2 separate regions of the Homo sapiens genome follow, and region 1 is linked to region 2. The links are chromatin loops, found by intact Hi-C in ENCODE. Cell type or tissue: dorsolateral prefrontal cortex. All regions are shown on one strand. Each heading gives the region's core, and the rest is flanking DNA. Links, peaks and the distances in the headings are about the cores only.

What was found. Peaks named below come from ENCODE experiments on the same cell type or tissue, not always from the same donor. Only the 100,000 strongest peaks of a DNase experiment are listed, where the experiment ranks them.
Region 1: a loop joins it to region 2, with 2.5 times the contacts of the local background. A loop is called at or near these places in 1 of 110 quality-filtered maps.

The regions. Positions count from the first base shown.
Region 1 is chr4:75,432,302-75,437,683 of GRCh38, reverse strand. No RefSeq gene overlaps it. Among named protein-coding and RNA genes, the nearest start is that of RCHY1, 79 kb to the left of the region's middle. In dorsolateral prefrontal cortex, for the core only: no CTCF peak of the experiment used is centred there; no DNase peak of the experiment used is centred there; H3K27ac peaks cover 649 bases.
Region 2 is chr4:75,342,221-75,347,602 of GRCh38, reverse strand. No RefSeq gene overlaps it. Among named protein-coding and RNA genes, the nearest start is that of LINC02483, 9.2 kb to the left of the region's middle. In dorsolateral prefrontal cortex, for the core only: no CTCF peak of the experiment used is centred there; no DNase peak of the experiment used is centred there.

The DNA of each region.
Region 1 (5,382 bases), core at 53-5,052, 90 kb before region 2:
ATGAGTCCTTATGTGTCAGGTGAGTGTCTTGAAGGCAGCAGACACTTGGTTGGTAAATTCTTATCCATTCAGCCATTCTGTATCTTTTAAGTGGAACATTTAGGCCATTTACATTCAATGTTAGTATTGAGTTTTTGCCTGAATACCTTGTCTTTTTTCATTATGTTATTGTTTTATAGGTCCTGTGAGAGTTATGCTTTAAGGAGGTTCTATTTTGGTGTTTTTCAAGGATTTGTTGCAAGATTTAGAACTCCTTTTAGCAGTTATTGTAGTGCTGGCTTGGTGGTGGTGAATTCTCTCAGCATTTGTTTGTCCAAAAGCCCTTTATCGCTCCTTCATATATGAAGCTTAATTTTGCTGGATACAAAATTCTCAGCTGATAATTGTTTTGTTTAAGGAAGCTAACAATAGGACCCCAATCTCTTCTAGCTTGTAGGATTTCTGCTGAGAAATCTGCTTTTAATCTGATAGGTTTTCCTTTATAGTTTGCCTGATGCTTTTGCCTCATAGCTCTTAAGATTCCTTCCTGTGTCTTGACTTTACATAACTTGATGACTATGTGCCTAGATGATGATCTTTTTGTGATGAATTTCCCGGGTGTTCTTTGAGCTTCCTATACTTGGATGTCCAGATCTCTAGCAAGGCCAGGGGAGTTTTCCTTGATTGTTCCCTCAAATATGTTCTCCAAACTTTTAGATTTCTCTTCTTCCTCAGGAACACTAATTATTCTTAGGTTTATTCATTTAATATAATCCCAAACTTCCTGGAGTCATTGTTCATTTTTAAAATTCTTTTTTTCTGTGTCTTTGTCAGATTGGGTTAATTCTAAAGCCCTGTCTTTGAGATCTGAAGTTCTTGCTTTTACTTGTTTGGTTCTATTGCTGAGACTTTCCAGTGCATTTTGCAATTCTCTAAGTGTGTCCTTCATTTCCAGAAGTTGTGATTGTGTTTTATTTAGGCTGTCTATTTCACTGGAGATTTTTCCATTCATATCCTTTATTGTTTTTTTGATTTCATTAAGTTGGACTTCATCTTTCTCTGGTGCCTCCTTGATTAGCTTAATAATTGACCTTCTGAATTCTTTTTTCTGGCAATCCAGATATTTCATCTTGGTTTGGATCCAATGCTGGTGAGCTAGTGTGATCTTTTGGAAGTGTTAAAAAAACCTCGTTTTGTCATATTACCAGAATTGTTTTTCTGGTTCTTTCTCATTTGGGTGGACGTCAGAGGGAAGACCTGGGATTTGGCTGCTGTTCATATTTTTTGGTCCCATGGGGTGCTCCCTTTATGTGGTGCTCTCCCTTCCATCTGGGGATGAGGCTTCCTGAGACCTGAACTGCAGAGATTTTTATTTCTCTTCTGGGTTTATCCACCCAGTTGAGCTACTGGGCTCCAGGCTGGTATTGGGAAGTGTCTGCACAGAGTCGTGTGATGTGACCCATTTGTAGGTCTCTCAGCCATGGATACCAGCACCTATTCTGGTGGAGGTACCAGGGGAGTGAAGTGGACTCTGTGAGGGTCCTTGGTTGTAGTTTTTGTTAGTGTACTGGTCTTGTTCTGGTTGGCCTCCAGCCAGGAGGTGGTGCTTTCAAGACAGCATCAGTTGCAGTAGTATAGAGAGGATACAAGCTTACCCTAGGGTCACCTAGATAAGTATTCGGGTTTCTCAGATGGTGGGTGGGGCCCTAGAGCTCCCAAGAGCTTATGTCCTTTGCCTTTTGCTACCAGTGTGGGTAGAGAAAGACCATCAGATGGGGGCAAGTTTAGGTGTGTCTGAGTTCAGACTCTCTTTGGGTAGGGCTTGCTGTGGCTGCTGGTGGGGATCGGGGTGTGGTTCACAGGCCAATGCAGTTACGTTCCTAGGGGGATTATGGGTGCCTCTGCTGTGTCATATGGGTCATCAGGGAAGTGGGGGAAAGCCAGCAGTTACAGGCCTCACCCAGCTTTCTTGCCACCCGAAAGGCAAGTCTTACTCCCACCATGCACCCCCAACAGCACCGAGCTTATTTTGAGGCAGCTGGGGAGCAAGGCTGAGAACCTGCCCCAGGCTACAAGCCTCCCTGCTGGGAAAGCAAGCAGGGCTTTCAGGTTTCATGCCTCCCTGCCTGCTGCAGCTTCTGTGCTTCTATCTGTGCTCCCTGTTTGACCCTTTCCCCAAGTTCTGTCCAGGAAACCTCACTTTCAGTTGAAATTGTTACAAAATTAAGCTGGAAGTTTCCTTCTTCCTGTGATCTTTCCTCAATTCCATTGGGAGCCCTCCCCAAACCCCTCTGCGAGATGAAATCAGAAATGTCTTCTCTGGGGACCAAGAGGGCTCTTTCCGCTGCTTCCTGTATCCCCATATTTTGTTTGACTCTCTAAATTCATTTCAGTTCCAGGTAAGGTCAAATCCTTCATCCATGATCTGAACCTTCAGGGTCCCCAGTAAAGATGTGTCTTCGAGGGTGGATTTTTCCTCTTTTCATACTTTGGGAACTCACAGTTTTTCAGCTGTCTCAGAGCCTGCAGCAGCAAGCTGCTTCCTTCGAAGGGTCTGTGGATTCGCTTGGCTTGCCTAATGTGTTTCTGCAGTAGTTCTTGGAGCAAAGCTTCATGATGTGAGTGTCCACATACTGCTCTGTCCATTCAAGTGAGAGCTGCAAGTTAGTACTGGCTCCTATCTGCCATTTTTCTAATTTTCTCCATGAGTGGCATTCTTGACTCGCTCCTGAGATCTTCAGTGAAAGCATTTAGTCTGTCAACTTTTAAGTATAAGGTTCGTGTAGGGTCCTTTGCAGGTAGATGCTCTTTATCAAGTTAAGGGGAATTTCCCCTCTATTTTTTGGGGAGTTTTAAAAAATCATGAATAGTTGTTTAATTTCATCAAATTTTTATGCATGAATTGATATAATGATGTGATTTTTCTTCTTTAGCTTATTAATATATTGGATTACATCACTTGAGTTTTAAATATTGGATCAGTCTTGTATATCTAAAAGAAAATCCACTTAGCATAGCTTTGGTTATTTTTATGTGTGCTGAATTCAATTTGCTAATATTTTGTTATTATTGTGTTTGTATTCATGAGGAATATTGATGTCTAGGTTTTCTTTGTGCTGTCTTTGTCTGGTTTTGGTATCAGGGTAGTATATGCTTCCTAAAATGAATTGAGAAGTTATAATCCTCTTCTATATACTGCAAGAGATTGTGTACCATTGGTGTTAATTTTGCTTTAAACATTTGTTAAAATTCTCCAGTGAAACCATCTGGGCCTGGAGTAAAGGTGTTTGGCATTGTTACTGTGGTCACTGATGAGGAGGTAGAGGGAGGATTCACAGCCAAGTTGCCATGATCTTGTCGTTATGGAGACAGACATGCTGGGCTTCATCACAAGGCTGTTTTTCTCCAGGTATGATGTTGCTGTGGAAACACAAAGCCCAAATCCTCAAAGAACACTCTGTTCTAGTCCCAGCTGCTGTATCCATCTGCGTTGTATCTCATTAGCAGAAGAGCCTAGTGAGATAGGAGTTGCATCTCTGCTCATCCAGATCTCTAGAGAAGGGATCTACCCCTGGACTTTTTCCTGGGTAAGTGGGAATCTTTGGCTATTTTAAGGTAAACTTTGCTAAATTGGATGGAAACAAAATCTTCCTGTGCTGTGTCGTTTTTCAAAATGACTGCTGGGAATTTACACTTAATGGGTGTTCATTTCACTCTAAGTTGATCCACCTTAGAATCAACCTTTCAGCCTTATTTTCAGCACATAGATTCTTTCAACACCAGCCTCTCTGTTCCCAGAAATGGGAATGATCATATTACCTCACGACTAATGTCTTCTGTGGTCAAGGAAGCAAGATTTTCAATAGGGTATACGTGGGCTGTGGCATCCCTCCACAGTAGTGGCACTGACGCTGGAGTCTGAGCCCAGGTATTGACGTGGCCCAAGGCTAGCTCCCCAATGGATCACAGAGTTTCTCAATAGTACTATAATGTGGTAGATACAATCTCATGGTTAAGGGCATGGATTTTTGTGTTAGATGGTTTTAGGTTGACTCTAGAGAGAGGGAGAGATCCATGGAAAAAGGGTCTCATTATAAAAAGTTATTTACTTTGCCACTTAGAAACAGCAGTGATGGCTGGGTGCGGTGGCTCACGCCTGTAACTCCAGCACTTTGGGAGGCTGAGGCTGGCAGGTCATCTGAGGCCAGGAGTTCAAGACTGGCCTGCCCAGCATGGAGAAAGCCCATCTCTACTAAAAAAACAAACAAACAAAAAACAACATTAGCTGGGCATGGTGGTGCATGCCTGTGATCCCAGCTACTTGGGAGGGTGAGGCAGGAGAATCACTTGAACCCGGGAGGTGGAGGTCACAGTGAGCCAAGATTGTGCCATTGCACTCCAGCCTGGGCAACAAGAGTGAAACTCAGTCAAAAAAAAAAAAAAAAAAAAGACTTCTGCTTTTCATTGTGGTTACTATTGTTGAAATTAAACTTTGCCAATGAGTTAAAATTTCTAAAGTCAATTCCTTATATTTTACTACCTGCATCTCTCAGAGGCATCGGTTAGATTAAGGGATCACGGTCAATTTTCAGAGAAAAGCAGTATTATTAATCAGGGTGCAATCAGGAAAACATAAATCATTCTAGGTATTTCAAACAGAACAAGATTTAATAGGGGCACAAGGTGCCTACAAATATCACTGAGAGGGCTGAAGGAGCAAAAGTCAAGAGGACAACTACAGCTAGGGTTGGTTCATCCAGGGAGCCAGATACTGATACCACTACTGATTACCACTGGGAGGTCAGGAACCAGTAGGAGACCCCTGCTGGCCTCATAGCTCTTCTGCAGTTCTAAAAGGGTGAATTTCAAGGGAACATGGAAGCTGTATGTGACTCCCTGCCCCTCCAAGTATCTGAAGCACACATATCTGTTAAAGCTAGCAGAGGAAGAAGAGTAATTCTACCCTTTTTCTGCCTTCTAAGTCTTGTGTGAGCATGCATATCTGATTGTTGTAAAATAAACCACATCCAGTGCCTGGCTGGCAATTGAGTACGTGACATTAAGTTCCCAAGATTCCAGCCGTGAGGGAGAACAGAGAAAGGAATGGAACAGCATAGAGGGCCAATAGATTATTAGCTATCTGATTATTCATTTTATGTGCACAGTCCCCAGTACCCTAGTTCTATTTCTCAGCACTTATAGTTGTGAATTGAATTGCGATGTTTGTCAAGCGACTGTTTCTAACTAGTGTGTTATAATCACGATTTTGCCCTGTGTGGCTTTACATATTGAATAGAGAAATTCATGATGATATTTAAAATAGATTGTTTGATTTTGAGTCAACTAGAAGTCAGCATATATTTAGTGAAGGCTGAGAACCCAAGACCCAGTGATTACAATGCC
Region 2 (5,382 bases), core at 176-5,175:
CTAAGAGGTTTTAGAACTCTGTCAAATATCTATACAAGACGGATGTGCAAATAGGATGGACAAGTGGCTACTACGTGTTTAAAAGTCTACCTGAACACGTAACAATACCAAAAAGCGGGACTTACAATCACTTTTTTTTTTTTTTGCAGACAAAATAGCTCACTTGCTGGAACCTGCTGAAGAAGTAACCTAACTGATGTGCTTGAAAGTGCAAATATTTCTTGCATGATACATGCTATAAAAATTCATTTCTTATTCAGCTCGAGGGAAGATGCTGAAATTGCTGTGCATCCAATGAAAGCTAAGGTGCAAATGGAAATTTAGAGACTATTTTTTTATCTTGCAATTCAGTCATGATGTTCTATTGCCACGTTTCAAGATCAAAGATTTAAGGGTAAATTAAAGTAGTAAGTTCATGCATAATATTAAAAATAAAAATATAAGTGAGAGCAAAAAAATTTGATTCTCCTGAAAATGTTAAAAAAGCATCATCTTCAAGCAATGCACAGAGATTCTGTTTGTGAAGTTGCTTCAGTGAAATTGTATAATCACTGTTGACCAAAGATTTAACTCCAGAAGGTGGAAATGAGACAAGACTTTAATCCGGTTGTTTAACTAGAGTGGAAGGGCAACATCACTACCAGCAATAGCCTATTCTGATTAGAGTTGGCAAAAAAAAAAAATCTTCCTCTTTTTCTAACTTCAGTTGAAACTGAGGGTCTACTTGGCTTTTTAAATATGTAGTACACTAACCATAAGGGCAATCTGATAATCAACAGAGCTGAGAACTTACTATTTCTGTACTATGATGTCAACTTTAAGCATTTAAGAAGCAATATTTTAAGGAATCAAGTTGAAGTGATGATTCAATTTATTTTGTGGAGAAAATTTCAGATTTTTCCTAGTCTCAAAAAATTTGTTACGTGATGGTGACCTTTAGCTTTGGTTTTGACCTCCTCATGAAGATTGAATTCAAGCTTGGCCCTTTAGCAATGGGCCAATGCGACATTTCTATTAACTCTTGAGTAAATACAAACGAATGCTCATGAAATATATGTAAGGCATAAGTAATCAAAATACAAGAAACATCAATTACCTACCATCCAATTTAAGAAAAAGAACAACACACCATTATTAAGTCCCTTTCTTGCATTCCCTCCCTTGTCCCATCCTTTTATCCTAGAGATATCGTCTCTTCTGTACTTTATATTCACCAGTTCTTTTACATTCTTTATAGTCATATGACCTAGTGTGTTTGAATTGCTGGACAATATATTTTTAGTTTTCAATTTTGTATAAAGAGAATCATACTTTTGTTTTTCTGTAACTGAATTTTTTAATATTATGTTTCTCAGATTTAACTATATTGTAGCATTCAATCTTATTGCACTATAGTATTTTATTGTATAAACATTCCACAGTTTACTGATTCACTCTACTCATTATAAATGTGTTGTTTCAATTTTTTAAACTGTACTATTACACATAGCATATGAACATTCTTATGTCATGCATCCTTAATGTATAAATGAAAGAGTTTTTCTAGTGTGTATATGGGGGTAGTATGGGGAAGCAGTGTGGGCAGTGATAGAGAGTGAGGTTGGAAGTCAAGTTTTATTTTTTCCTCACAGGAATATCCAATTATCACAACTATCTTCTCCTTATTCTTATGAGTATCATATCTAAAATATACCAAGTGCTCATTTATCAATCAACCTGCATCTAGTCTTTCTACTCTGTCCCATTGGCTTATTTGTTTCTTGGGGCATCAATACAATAGTGAGTCTTTTAATCCATGAGCATAGTATATCGCTCCATTTACTTAGGTCTCTTCTAATGTCTTTTAATGAAATTTTATAAGTTTCCCTATCAGAGATACTGCATATTTTGTCTCCCTGTCCCTGTGAAGATATTCGAAGCATGGCTCAGTCTATTGGCTGCCTCTTCAAGATAGGCCCACATGCCTGTGGTAAGTTGCCAGAATCACATTTTTAGATTTCTATTTTTTTGTAGATCTTGGCCCAGTAACTCCACACTCTCTTTTTAGCTTTGTGATACTTCAAAGAAAATGATTTTTATAGTTTGCCCAGATATTTTCATTTCCTTCAGCAAGAGAGTTGGCACAAATTACCCAGTCTGCCACCACTGGGATGAAGTCCCCAGATCTTCTTTGTATTTTTTATTTTCAAGATTTTTTCAGTTTATCTCTTCTTCTTTTTCTTCTTTTTGAAAATCTCTTTTGCATCATGCTTCACTTACTTTTTGCTTTTTTTTTTCCTGTTTGCTTCAAATTTCTCTCAGTTTCTCTGGTGGTCTTTTCTTTTCCCCTCTCTTGGTATTTTATTACAAATTGAGGCATATTTTATGACCAAGATAAACAGAAATGAGCTTGGTTGACGCTAAGGACATTAGCACATTCCTAAAAATAAAACAACAATCTCATGGGGATTCAGCCCAGATAAGAACATTTATTTATTTGAGACATATGCATGACTCACATGAAAACTCATAAAGAAAAAATGAAGAGACAGTGTGGTAGCGTGGAGAGAACTTGGGCTTCGGATTAAGATAGACTTGGACTTTAGTCTCTCTCCATCACTTGACAGCTATGGAGACATGGGCGAATCTAAGAACCGTGATTTGTTAATTTAAGTTTACTTTTTTCCCAACTTTTGGCAGGTTAAGAGACATATATTTTATCAGTTTAAGCTGCACATTTGCTGTAATGTTCCTTAGATTATACAGTGGACAGAAAAGTTTATTTCTTTGAAGAAGGAAATACCACTGTAGATACTTTATTTGAAGTATAGGCTATCACATAGTGAAGAACGTTTTTCTTTTCTTGTTTCCAAAATACCAAATTTTATTAAAATAAATGTTATATGCACTTCAAATGTTAACTATTAAAATATACTAGCAGTATAAACGTACTATTTATTTATGAAGGAGAGGATTTTTCTAAACCAGACCAAGATAAAAAGTAACATATTGTCACCTACTTGAATTCTAACAAATGTACTTTTCTAAGGAATATATTTTAAGATTAAATTTTAGCAGATTGGGTATTTAGTTTTTCTCCTCCCTCTTTCTCTCTTTTTCCTTAAAATAGCATTTAGTTTTCAAAATTGAGGACTCCTACCTGTTGCTTCTTTCACTTGTACAACCTGTATATGTAGTACCATGTAAAAATAGTTCTGTCAGAAAGACAGATGCCATTATATTCTTGTATAATACTTTATATTTTTTCTAATGATCTAATTGCTTCTTTCTTTAACTTCCCTAAGATCACTAGGGAATCTGTACAATCTGGAGTAAGGAAAATGTAAGGACTTACAGTATAATTTTGTTATTTTTGGAAGCTTAGTTCAAAATTCTAATTTAGCACCCAATGTCATCTTTGGATACTGTGTGCCAGTCCAGAAAACTAGCACCTTTTGCTCAGAGCCAAACTGACAGAGACATGCTCAAATAAATTCACATTCCCATTTTAACTAATAATTCAGCAGGAACCTGAGTTTGCAAACTGGTAGAAATAAGAAAGAGGGAGTGGGTGTGGGTAAAAGAATGGGTTAGAGACCTGGCGCAGGTGGCTCACGCCTGTGATCCCAGCACTTTGGGAGGCCGACGTGGGCAGATCTCGAGGTCAGGAGATTGAGACCATCCTGGCTAACACGGTGAAACCCCGTCTCTACTAAAAATACAAAAAATTAGCCGGGCTTGGTGGCACACACCCGTAGTTCCAGCTACTTGGGAGGCTGAGGCAGGAGAATCTCTTGAACCTAGGAGGCAGAGGTTGCAGTGAGCTGAGATCACGCCACTGCACTCCAGCCTGGGTGACAGACAGAGACTCCATCTCAAAAAAAAAAAAAAAAAAAGAATTGGGTAGAAAGAATATTTTATATCTTATTAAAATGGGAGTGCTGATGCTTCAGACTGACTGAATAAAAGCTTGCCCTTGAAGTTGACCTTGGAAATGTGAAACTCTCCAGGAAAAAAAAACAAAAACAAAAACATAAACTTTGAAATCCCACTGTGGTGAAATTAACAGATAAGGTTGTAGTCCTTCCTGGTGTTTACAAAGAACAGAGATCTTTATGATTAATGACAACTCTCTTTTAGCAGGTCACTTCTCAAGTCCTCTGCTTCCTGGAAAGTAATATTTATCTTAGAGAAGTTTCATTTCATAATACCCTGTCTTTTGTTGTCGATCTGTTAAATGCAGGCGCTTCCATTACAAGGATCCACCAAGGGAAAGGACAAAGATGATCATGCAGCCAACAATAATGTTCATTTATTTATTTTCTCCAGATTCCAAAAGCACTAAATAAATGAGGCAAATTAGAGGATGAATGTTAACGTTTTTGACATAAATTGAACTTAGTGGTAGATGATAGTTTTCTTTGGAGACCTTTCAAGATCAAATCCACCCATATTTATCACATCTGGTTGCATTGCTTACTATCAAATAGCATGATATAATTTTATGGACATTGTAAACTCACTTTAGGTATGGCCTAATACAGCCCACTTCTTTGAAGGCAGCATGAAGTTCCAGGGAAAGAGGTATTTCAAATCATAATAATCAGGACATACAGATAGAATGTAATTCCTGCCTTATAATTAGTGAATCTAACCTCTGAAGTACTCACCTTCCCAGAAGTAATTGCTCTGTTTGGGTTTCGCTAACAACAGGGAATTTTAGGCCTGTGGGGGTGATGTCTTTGATTCTTTCAGTGACTGCAGAGCACTACTGGAATATAGCAGGCAAGACCAGTGATGCTGAGTGTACTGCAAAACATGAGGCTTTCTCACAAATGAGGAATTGTTCTTCCTAAAGTGTAATAACATTCCTTTTGAGAAAACTGCAGAAAAAAGATGACAAGAACCATAGAAACTCTATGTATACTCATTGTCTCAGACACCAGTTCTGTGTTGTAAACCTTCCTAAAATTTGGTGTATTAAAACAATGCTTTATTATTTCTCATGATTCTGTGGGTTAACCAGGGTCAGCTGGGCTGTTCTTTTGCTCCATGATGTGATGCAGCTGAGAACACTTGTGCAGCTACATTTAGCTGAGAGCTCAACTAGGATTGGCATATTCAAGATGTCTTCTCACATTTATGCAGCCAACAGACATATGAAAAAATGCTCATCATCACTGGTCATCAGAGAAATGCAAATCAAAACCACAGTGAGATACCATCTCACGCCAGTTAGAATGGCGATCATTAAAAAGTCAGGAAACAATAGATGCTGGAGAGGATATGGAGAAATAGGAATGCTTTTACACTGTTGGTGGGAGTGTAAATTAGTTTAACCATTGTGGAAGACAGTGTGGTGATTCCTCAAGGATCTAGAACCAGAAATACCATTTGACCCAG